2 separate regions of the Homo sapiens genome follow, and region 1 is linked to region 2. The links are chromatin loops, found by intact Hi-C in ENCODE. Cell type or tissue: endothelial cell of umbilical vein. All regions are shown on one strand. Each heading gives the region's core, and the rest is flanking DNA. Links, peaks and the distances in the headings are about the cores only. Region 1 has its middle 65 kb from the start of MYO10. Region 2 has its middle 76 kb from the start of MIR10522.

Region 1 (5,380 bases), core at 163-5,162, 78 kb after region 2:
CACCAACCAAAAGCAAACAGCTGATTTCCCTTGGGACTAGACTTAAAAGGGACGTTTACAAAATATCCACAGTGCAATGTTTCTTTAATGTTCTATTTTAAGTTAACCTGCGTGTGTGTGGGTGTTTGGGGAGGGGGGTGTTGTGTGTATGTGTATGTAGTTTACACATCCTGTATACAGTGGTGGGAATGTATTCTTTTCTTGTCTTTTTTTTTTTTTTTAAGAGACGAAGTTTCACTCTTGTCGCCCAGGCTGGAGTGCAATGGCGCGACCTCGGCTCACTGCAACCTCTGCCTCCCGGGTTCAAGCGATTCTCTTGCCTCAGCCTCCCAAGTAGCTGGGAATACAGGCACCTGCCACCATGTCCAGCTAATTTTTGTATTTTTAGTAGAGACGGGGTTTCACTATGTTGGCCAGGCTGCTCTCGAACCCCTGACCTCAGGTGATCCACCCAACTAGGCCTCCCAAAGTGCTGGGATTACAGGTGTGAGCCACCACGCCCCGCCTCTTCCCTAGTCTTTTAAGAAACATAAACTCTGTATGCATCATGTCTAATAGGTACTTCTGTTTGAGACTTGAGGTACAAAATTGTTTTAATAATGACTTAACCTTGAACTAATTTTGAGTGTTAAAGGTTTCACTCCATACTAGAGAATAAAGTTGAAAGGGTTTTTTTTCTAAGTGAATGACCAAAGCATTATTTTGCTAAAGCAATAAACCTCAACTGTAAATCGTGCCATGCACTAAGTAGGTCACTGAAAACTAAAATGATATCAGATGTAGTCTAGGATTTCAGTTTAGCAGGATTATCTTTTCTAATTGCTGTTAAAATAAAACAACTACTTTTACTAAAAGCTTGGGGGTATGCTAGAGTGTTTTTAAAGCTATATTACAGCAAAAAAAAAAAAAAATTCTTCCCATGACAAGTTTTTATAAAAATGCTTCCATTCACCTTACTGCCTTAGAAAAATTATACACTGGATAGAATTTTGACTTTAAAGGTTTAGAGCCCTGGGATGCCACATGGGCACTGTGAATAGAATTTTCAATCAAGAACATAGTGAAACTCCATCTCTACTGAAAATGCAAAAATTAGCCAGGCATCGTGGCGCGTGCCTGTAGTCCCAGCTACTCGGGAGGCTGCAGGGGAATTGCTTGAACCTGGGAGGTGGAGGTTGTAGTGAGCATCATGCCACTGCACGCCAGCTTGGGCAACAGAGCGAGACTTCGTCTCAAAAAAAAAAAAAAAAAAAAGAATTTTCAATCAGGAACTGTCATGCCCTTCCTGGAAGTACTAGGAACACCACTGAATAAGCAAAGAATAAGTGAGAGAAGTTTCTTCTTATAGATCCCAGCTAAAGAAATGATAGAATTTGAATAGGACCACTTTATAACCCCAATAAATGGAGGGACCTGCCCATTGAGCATGAAGGGTTGAGAGCATCTCAAAAGTAGAGACAACCAGATATTGCACGTCTCCTGCTGGCAATGCCCCGCACTGTCTACAGAGTAGTCTTGCCCTACCCCACTCCCTCAAAAACAGCTTGAATCTGAACAAGCGTCTAGACCTAAATAGATATTTATAGGAAATATAAGAGAGAAAAATGTTATAGAACACCAAGGAGATGCCATCAGCAAAACTCATTTATGAAAAACTCTGCAAGATAAATAATCCAGTTTCCTCGGCAAATGAGTTACAAGGAATTAAGAAAAAGAAAAAGTGCCAGGCACATTGGCTCATGCTTATAAGGAGGACAAGACAAGAGGATGGCTTGAGCCCAGGAGTTCAAGACCAGCCTGGGAAACATAACGAGACCCTGTCTCTACAAAAAAATTTAAAAATTTAGCCTCATGTTGTGGTGTGTGCCTATAGTCCCCGCTACTTGGGAGACTAAAACAGAAGGATTACTTGAGCCCAGGAGTTCAAGGCTGCAGTGAGCTATGATCATGCCACTGCACTCCAGCCTGGGCAACAGAGTGAAACCCTGATCCTGTCACCCAAAAAAAAAGGAAAACTACATAGGTTAAGAGACAACTACTCATCACAAGGTGACCTTATATACTTCTTGATTCAAACAAACCAACTAAAAGAAAAATTACATAGATGAGGAGATTGAAAACCCCCGGATATTTTTATCATAGTTAAGCAACAATTGTCATTTGTTTTAGAAATAATAATGGTATTTTGATTATGTTGAAAGAGAAAATCCTTATATTTTGAAGACACAGACTGAAACATTTACAGATTTTTAAGAATTAATTTCTTATTTGACAAAGGAGGTATGTTCTGGGATTACTTCCTCAAAGAATTATGACTCTTTCCTCTTCCCCACCCTGAGCTAAAGTTCCCCTCCATCATATTTCAGTACTACCTTGTGTATATCTCCATCTTTGCACCTCCATGTTGCATAATAATCTGTTCATGTGAGTGTTTCTACCACTAGACCGAGCATCATTAGGTCGGTGATCATGCCATAATTGATTTGGTTTCTCCAATTCCTGACACATGGTGAATCAATAAATGAATGAATGCATGAACAATTCATTAACACCAATATTTTATTTTCAGCTCTACATGCTTATAGTAGCCAGGAGTTTCAAACTCCCCAATGCAAATGATGAATGGTTTCTGATTCCCAAGCTATAGAATTACCAAACAGCTTTCAGTCTCACTGTTTTAGCCATGTCTTCCTCCAAAGAATCGATGATTAATAGTCATAATAGCCAACTTTTATAGCCCACTTCCTATACACTGGGCACTGTTCCGAGTACTTATGTTTTAAATAATATTTTCATTACAGTCCTTTGACGTAAGGCCTAGTCTGATCATTCTCATGTTAGAGAAGAGAAACTGAAACACAGAGATGTGGGTCAGTGTCCAAGGTCTCTCATAAGGGGCAGACCTGGGATTCATACCCAGGAAAGCTGCTTCCAGAACATCTTCACTTGACCATGCTCAACAACCTCCCTAAGATAACTAGAGCCTTGCTAACCTAGTAGGTGTGGACTTTGCAGAAAGCTGCGTCTCTGGGCCATTGCAGTTCCAAGCACTTGATTCATAAGTGATCACTTTATTCATGCCAAAAAACACTATGAAATAAAGGCAACCTTAGGAAGATAAATAATCAGTATCAGAATAATGTAAGATAAAATACCATAGCAGAAGACTGTAAGATTGTCTTCAGATGTTTTGGGGGTTTTCTGTTTGTTTGTTTTTTGTTGTTGTTATTTTTTGTTTTGAGACAGAGTCTCTCCCTGAAGCCCAAGCTAGAGTGCAGTGGCACAATCTTGGCTCACTGCAACCTCCAATTCCTGGGTTCAAGTGATTCTCGTGCCTCAGCCTTCCAAGTAGCTGGGACTACAGGAACCTACCACCACACCTGGCTAATTTTTGTATTTTTAGTAGAGATGGAGTTTCGCCATGTTGGCCAGGCTGGTCTTGAACACCTGACCTCAGATGATCCACCTGCCTCGGCCTCTGAAGGTGCTGGGATTACAGGTGTGAGCCACAGCTTTCAGATGTTTAGTCAATCAAATTACTTCCCACTTCAGTACAGACATTTTGCCCAGCTAGTTAAAGAGTATTTTCTCGGGATGAGATCAGATGTGGCATTGACCCCATACATAAGACACCCATCATCTGACTGGGAACAAAAAATGAATTCCCAATTTAGCTCTTTCCTTGTGCCTCCTGCCCCATCTGGATACTGCTTCTTTCTTGGAATAATATCACAGTTAATCAAGGTTACAAAAACACGGAACATTCCTCCCTCATTTGAGGAATTTGGGATTGGTCAAAATCATTGTTGAACAAAATATCTAAGACAGAATGGGATAGAATTTACTTGATCTTTCCTTTTTTTCTTTTTCCAAGGAAGAAAGAGTCTCACTGACTCCAGGATTCTTGGCTTAGCCATTACTCAAGCCACAAATACTTCAGTTATCCAGTGAGTCAGCAGCCTTCAACCACACTTTTAAATAAAGGCCTTCTATCATGATATTTTTCATATGTGTTTTACTCCCTGTTGTATACCCTATAAATGCTAAGCTGTTACGATTTTTTTTTCCTCTCATTTCTTTCTGCGGAGATAGACCTGACATTTCTTTCAAGAAGACTGTTACTTATTTTCTACTAAGACTCAAACGACAAACTTTCTAGTGAATTCAATTGGGAGCTTCTTCTGGCCAATTCTAGCATTATTCTTTTTTTTCTCTTTTTTTTTTTTTTTTTTTTTTTGTTAATTTTTCTTTTTTTTCTTTGCAGACGGAGTCTCACTCTGTCGCCCAGGCTGGAATGCACTGGCACGATCTTGGCTCACTGCAACCTCCACCTCCTGGGTTCAAGCGATTCTCCTGCCTCAGCCTCCCAAGCAGCTGGGATTACAGGCATGCACCACCAGACCCAGCTAATTTTTTTTTTTTTTTCTGAGACGGAGTCCTGCTCTGTCACCCAGCTCCAGGGTTCAAGCAATTCTCTTGCCTCAGCCTCCCAAGTAGCTGAGATTACAGGCTCCCGCCACCATGCCCAGCTACTTTTTCTGTATTTGTAGTAGAGATGGGGTTTTGCCATGTTGGCCAGCCTGGTCTCAAACTCCTGACCTCAGGTGATCCGCCCACCTCAGTCTCCCGAAGTGCTGGGATTACAGGCGTGAGCCATCGTGCCCGGCCTTTTTTTTTTTTTTTCCCTACCTTATTGTGGTACAACATGCATATATAAAATATACAGTTTTAGCCATTTTTAATTATACAACTCAGCAGCATTAAGTACATTCACACTGCTATGCAACCATCACCACCATTTATCTCCAGAACTTGCTTCATCTTCCCAAATTTAAACTGTGTATCTCTTAAATTCAAATTCCTATCCCCCAACCTAGGCCTAGCAACCACCATTATACCTTCTGTCTCTCCTAATTTGTTCTTTGCTATTTCGATGGTTTTAATAAATGTAATTGGCCGGGTGCGGTGGCTCATGCCTGTAATCCCAGCACTTTGGGAGGCCGAGGCCGGTGGATCACGAGGTCAGGAGATCGAGACCACGGTGAAACCGTGTCTCTACTAAAAATACAAAACATTAGCCGGGCGTAGTGGCGGGCGCCTGTAGTCCCAGCTACTCGGGAGGCTGAGGCAGGAGAATGGCGTGAACCCGAGAGGTGGAGCTTGCAGTGAGCCGAGATTGCACCACTGCACTCCAGCCTGGGTAACAGAGTGTGACTCCGTCTCAAATAAATAAATAAATGTATTAATCATGATAAGGGCAGTGGGTTGCTAAAACAAAGAAACCTATACCTTTTTCTCCTTAAATCCATTTTTCAACTTTCAGTTATTAAATTTATAAATGATCCTTCCTTTTACAAGTAAGGCTAGAGTGCAGTGGCGT
Region 2 (5,380 bases), core at 154-5,153:
TGACCAGAGTGGTCTTGAACTCTTGACCTCAGATGATCCATTCATTTCAGCCTCCCAAAGTGCTAGGATTACAGGCATGAGCCACCACACCTGGCATTATTTTACTTATTTAGAGACAGGTCTCATTCTATTGCCTAGGGGGGAGTTCAGTGGCATACTATCTTGGCTCAAGGTAGCCTTGACCTCCCGGGCTCAAGCAATCCTCCCACCTCAGCCTCCCCAGTAGCTAGGATTACAGGCATGTGCCACCAACCATGCCCTGCTAATTTTTGTAGAGACAGGGTTTTACTATGTTGCCTAGGCTGGTCTTGAACTCCTGGGCTCAAGCGATCCTCCCACCTCAGCCTCCCAAAGTGCTAGGATTACAGGCGTGAGCCACCGCACCTGGCTTCTGCTATTTTAGACATTAGAAAAGCTTCCTTGGCTGGGCTATTCTAATAGGTAGGCAGATCACGAGGTCAGGAGATCGAGACCATCCTGGCTAACACGGTGGAACCCTGTCTCTACTAAAAAATACGAAAAATTAGCCTGGCGTGGTGGCAGGCTCCTGTAGTCCCAGCTACTTGGGAGGCTGAGGCAGGAGAACAGCATGAACCCGGGAGGTGGAGCTTGCAGTGAGCCAAGATCGCGCCACTGCACTCCAGCCTGGGCAACAGAGTGAGACTCCATCTGAAAAAAAATAAAATAAAATAACTGCAGGAAGTTTTTTTAAAAAGTTCATGTGTGTGCCTGCATCTGTTCTCAAATCTGTTCTCAATTACTACACACGAGACAATAAATACTTCTTCTTTTATGTTATAAGCAAACAATGAGGGGGAGAAGTAACTCTGGCTCATGGGCATTATTTTCATTCTCTAGTAATCAGCTCCACAAGTTTCCAAACCAGATTTCTTCCCAATAAGAATATAATGAACCTCGCTCCCCTCTGTAAGAAAGGAGGTTGAGGGAAAGCCCACGTTCTGGTCTGGCCTAACCTTACACTCCATGGAAGAATGTGGTAGAGTGATGGCAGAGTGGGAATTCCTCTTCCTTCTGTTGCTGCCTCCTGGTGTTTTCATCTTTTGAATGTCACGGCCTGGCCAGGCCAGCAGTGGAGGAGAAGTAGGCTCAGGAGCCAAGCTGAGGGACCTGAGAGCTCATTATGGACACTGTCTCCCCAACCCTCGCCTCCCACTGCTGCACCATGAAGGAGCAGGACTCCAAAAAAAAGAGGCCCGGTGTGCAGGAGCTCTCAGTGAGGGGGTGGTACAAAGGAAGAGAAAAAGGCGGAGCGTGGTTGGCTCATGCCTGTAACCCCAGCACTTTGGGAGGCTGAGGCAGGTGGATCCCTTGAGCCCAGGAGTTCCAAGACTATGTTGCCTGGGCAACACAGTGAGACCCCATATCTAGTAAAAATTTAAAAATTAGCCGGGCATGGTGGCACACACCTGCAGTCCCAGCTACTCGGGAGGCTGAGGTGGGAGGACTGCTTGAGCCCAGGAAGTCGAGGCTGTCGCGAGCTGTGATCCTGCCCACTGCACTCCAGCCTGGGTGACAGAGAGACCCTGTCTCAAAAACCAAAACAAGAAAGGGAGAGGAAAAAAAGGAGGAATCAGTGGGAAATATTTGAGGGCCTCATCAGGTAGTAATTATTAATTTGGGCGGCTTCTTGTTTCAAGGAAACACGCTTGCTCTGTCAACACCACTGTTGCAATAGAATTCTATGTGTTTAAGCCTGCAAGATGCAAGCAAGAGCTTGCAAGCCTGCACCTTTTAAGTTTTTCCAATCTTCCAAGGTAACCATTTTATTTTAAAACAAAGCTATCGTCGGTCCCCTGGGTGTTTTTAGATGTCTTGCAATGTGGCATCTTCTGGAAGCTCAAGGTTTTACCAGGAGATGATTCACACCCAGCCAATGTCATCCCATCTTCAATTTACTAATGGATCTCATTTCACAACTGGGGATTTAAAATATGGAAAGACTTCAGACAGCTTGTTTGCACATCAGAATCAGAGACAGCCCCACGCCTCCATCTATACCCTTCTCACATCTTCAGAACCTACCTTTCTGAGGTTTATTGAATGGATCGAATAAAATGTTCTTATTGTCACTAAGCAGGGATATACCAGGGTAACTTTATCTAAAATTATTTCGTTCATCAAAGACAACTCCTGCCCCTCTCAAGCCAACCCACACTGGTTGCCTTGTGAACTATATTTTTAATTTAATGTAAATAATCGTGATAGTGATGGAACAGGCTGAATAAGCACAACCTATGCTGCTTTATCCTTATGATGTAGAGAAGAATGTCTTTTAAGGGACCACATATTAAAATGGAAACACAGTGCTTTGTTTAGTCTAATGCCAAGGGGAATGAAACAGAAAGTGGTTCCTAGGCTAACAGCATCCAGAGCGCTTTGTAAAAGGTAGTTTTGCAGTCCATGGAAGCCAGTTGACCTGGGAAGGAAGCCTTGGTTTCCTCTTTGTGCTGATTAAGAGTCCAGCGCTTCAGAGTGCAGTTCCAGACACGGAAGGAAGATCTTATCGCAGCTTTTGGAAAAGCTCCATTGTTACAGCGGTCTTGTTTCCTTCACACCGAAAAGCAAGAAATAACATTGAAGACTCATTTTGGTTTGTAATCTGTTTGGATCCAAATGTTCATTCCTTACGGAGATTTTCTGAACCTATGAGAATATTTCACAGGATTGATGACTAATGCAGATACTCTAAAGATGAGATCCATCAATAAAATTTTAATCTCTCAATCACCTGGTACTCTTGATTGTACCTGTACTCACAAGCTGTAAATTGATATAAGCTCTAAACCATTTGTTATTCCTTGCCAATAAAATATGACATTAAATTAGGTTCTACTACTAGTTTAAGCGGAGCTTTCTTCAATTTGGTGTATCTATATATACATTGTTGATCTAGTTCTATTGGAATAAGAGTTAAGAATATGGCCTCCAGAACATCCACTTCCGATATTTGGAACGTGTTAATGTTTTCTTTGTGGCCAATTAATGACTGAATCATCTAAATGCCCAAAGTCACAAAAGAACATATATTTTCTGCTGGATATAAAGTCATGTATAATGTTGAGGTTGTTTATTATATTTTTTTCAAACCTTATTTTTCCTTATTTTTATCTGCTTGGCCTAGTAAACTCTGAAAGAGATATATTACAATGTCCTAGAATAATTTGTTTGTTTTTAAGTTATCTTGACATGAGTTTTTGCTTTATGTATTCGGCTTTTTTCCTGCTTTGGCATAAACATGACTGTAATACATTCTTGCGGCTTATACACTTTTATCATTAAATAATCTTTCTCTTTGTCCCATTTAATAGGTATGGATGTTTTCATTGAAGCTCTACAGCTTCAAACCTTGTATCAAACCATTTGGTTAAATGACATGACGGTTAGTTATCAAATGTAAAAAAGCAATATTTTATCTGAATTATTATGGACAAAGACTGGGAAAAAATTGAGTTGTCATGTTAAAGAAGTGGATTATGAGTTAATTATTCCTTTTTTTTTTTTTTTTTTTTTTTTGAGATGGAGTCTTGCTCTGTCGCCCAGGCTGGAGTGCAATAGCGCTATCTCAGGTCAATGCAACCTCTGCTTCCTGGGGTCAAGCGATTCTCCTATCTCAGCCTCCAGAGTAACTGGGTTACAGGCACGCACCACCATGCCCGGGCTAATTTTTGTATTTTTAGTAGAGATGGAGTTTCACCATGCTGGCCAGGCTGGTCTCAAACTCCTGATCTTGTGATCCACCCGCCTCGGCCTCCCAAAGTACTGGAATTACAGGCATGAGCCACCACGCCCGGCCTCCTTAGGTTTATTTTTTATCCTGATTACATTTGTTTAATCAACTGAAGTAATTTCCAAAATAAATGAATAATGTTCTGATTTCTGGTCAACATTGATAGGAATAGGGTAAAACCCATCAACCCAGAAGACAAAACTTACCTATTATTATCTCCACCTTCCCTGCCATCTGTTCCTTATCTGTCTGTCATCAAACAATTTAATTTTGAAAATAAAGTAGGTGTGTCTGGCTACTGCCTGTGGGTGATAGTGAATTTCGTTAGAGTCAGCCGCATTGTTTTTCGGGAGGCGAGGAGCCATCTCAGTTCTAGAGCTGGAGGAAGAAGCAATCCGTGTGATTCTCTGGCTTCCTCTTAGTGACCTCTCTCCTGCTGCAGGGAACAGCAGCACTTCAGTTCAAAAGGCTTGGAACAAACTGATCCTTTTTGTAAATAATAGAAATAAGTTGAGGCTTTACAGACTAGAAGCTACAAGGCGTTCTTTCAGTTGATAAGCTAGTAAGTCAACACTGCTTTACTTTTTACTTGACTTTATGAGAAATGGCATAACCTCAGCTGCACTCTCAAGCAACAGCATTTTGTCAGTAGAAGAATATTGTCAGTACACAGCCATGGCCTCTTCCATCCTTTAGGCAAAGAACATATAAAAGGTTACTATTTCCAATATTCTACTGCCCTAGAAATGGCAGTAAATGCATTTCTACCCATTGTACACTTAGGCAGGGGCAATCAAAGCAACGCTGTCCGTAAATGGCCTTTTATCATTTTTGGTGACAGCTGGAAGGAAGTCTTTAGAAATTTCTCTAAAGGGTGCGGTAGGATGTCAAAGGAATTCTAACTTTTAGCAGGAATCTTGAATGTGCCAAGTTCACACATGGCTGCAATATGTTTAATTCTTAATCAAGTAAATGGAAACAAGATGGTCCGAGGGACTGCAGAGGGTACCCATTCTATTACCCCAGATTAAACTCTTTACGCTTCTCCAAAAGTATTTGGAGATTAGTTGTTTTTTTTTTTTTTTTGAGACGGGGTCTCACTCTGTCGCCCAGGTGCAGTGGGGCAGTGGTGCCATCTCAGCTCACTGCCAACTCAACCCTGCCTCCCAAGCCCAAGGGATCCTCCCACCTCAGCCTCCCAAGTAGCTGGTACTACAGGCACGCTCCTCCACACCCAGCTAATTTTTGAATTTTTAGTAGAGACAGGGTTTCACCATGTTGTCCAGGCTGATCTCAAACTCCTGAGCTCAAATGATCCTTCCGCCTTAGCCTCCCAAAATGCTGGAATTACAGGCATGAGCCTGGCCTACTTTTTATTTTTTTTTAACTACATACCAAATACCAAATAGGAGTTTCTAGATATAGATCACCTGAGGAAAAACGTACAGAAAAAAGTAATTAATGCTAAATAATGATAATAGAATTTTATGTCTCTATCTTCTTACAACCTATAGCAATGAACCTGGAACTCTTAGTGCATCAAGACGTTTTATTTGATTACATGAAACAAATTGTCAGAGGCTGATTTTTCCTCTCTGTCTCCCAGAGTCTCATTCTGTCTCCCAGGCTGGA

Evidence for each region. Peaks named below come from ENCODE experiments on the same cell type or tissue, not always from the same donor. Only the 100,000 strongest peaks of a DNase experiment are listed, where the experiment ranks them.
Region 1: it touches region 2 in a loop (5-fold over the local background); 1 of 110 quality-filtered maps calls a loop at or near these places.

What each region holds. Positions count from the first base shown.
Region 1 is chr5:16,999,024-17,004,403 of GRCh38, reverse strand. No RefSeq gene overlaps it. Among named protein-coding and RNA genes, the nearest start is that of MYO10, 65 kb to the right of the region's middle. In endothelial cell of umbilical vein, for the core only: no CTCF peak of the experiment used is centred there; DNase peaks (open chromatin) are centred at 2,763 and 3,913; H3K27ac peaks cover 2,462 bases.
Region 2 is chr5:17,076,878-17,082,257 of GRCh38, reverse strand. No RefSeq gene overlaps it. Among named protein-coding and RNA genes, the nearest start is that of MIR10522, 76 kb to the left of the region's middle. In endothelial cell of umbilical vein, for the core only: no CTCF peak of the experiment used is centred there; DNase peaks (open chromatin) are centred at 2,527 and 4,327; H3K27ac peaks cover 3,654 bases.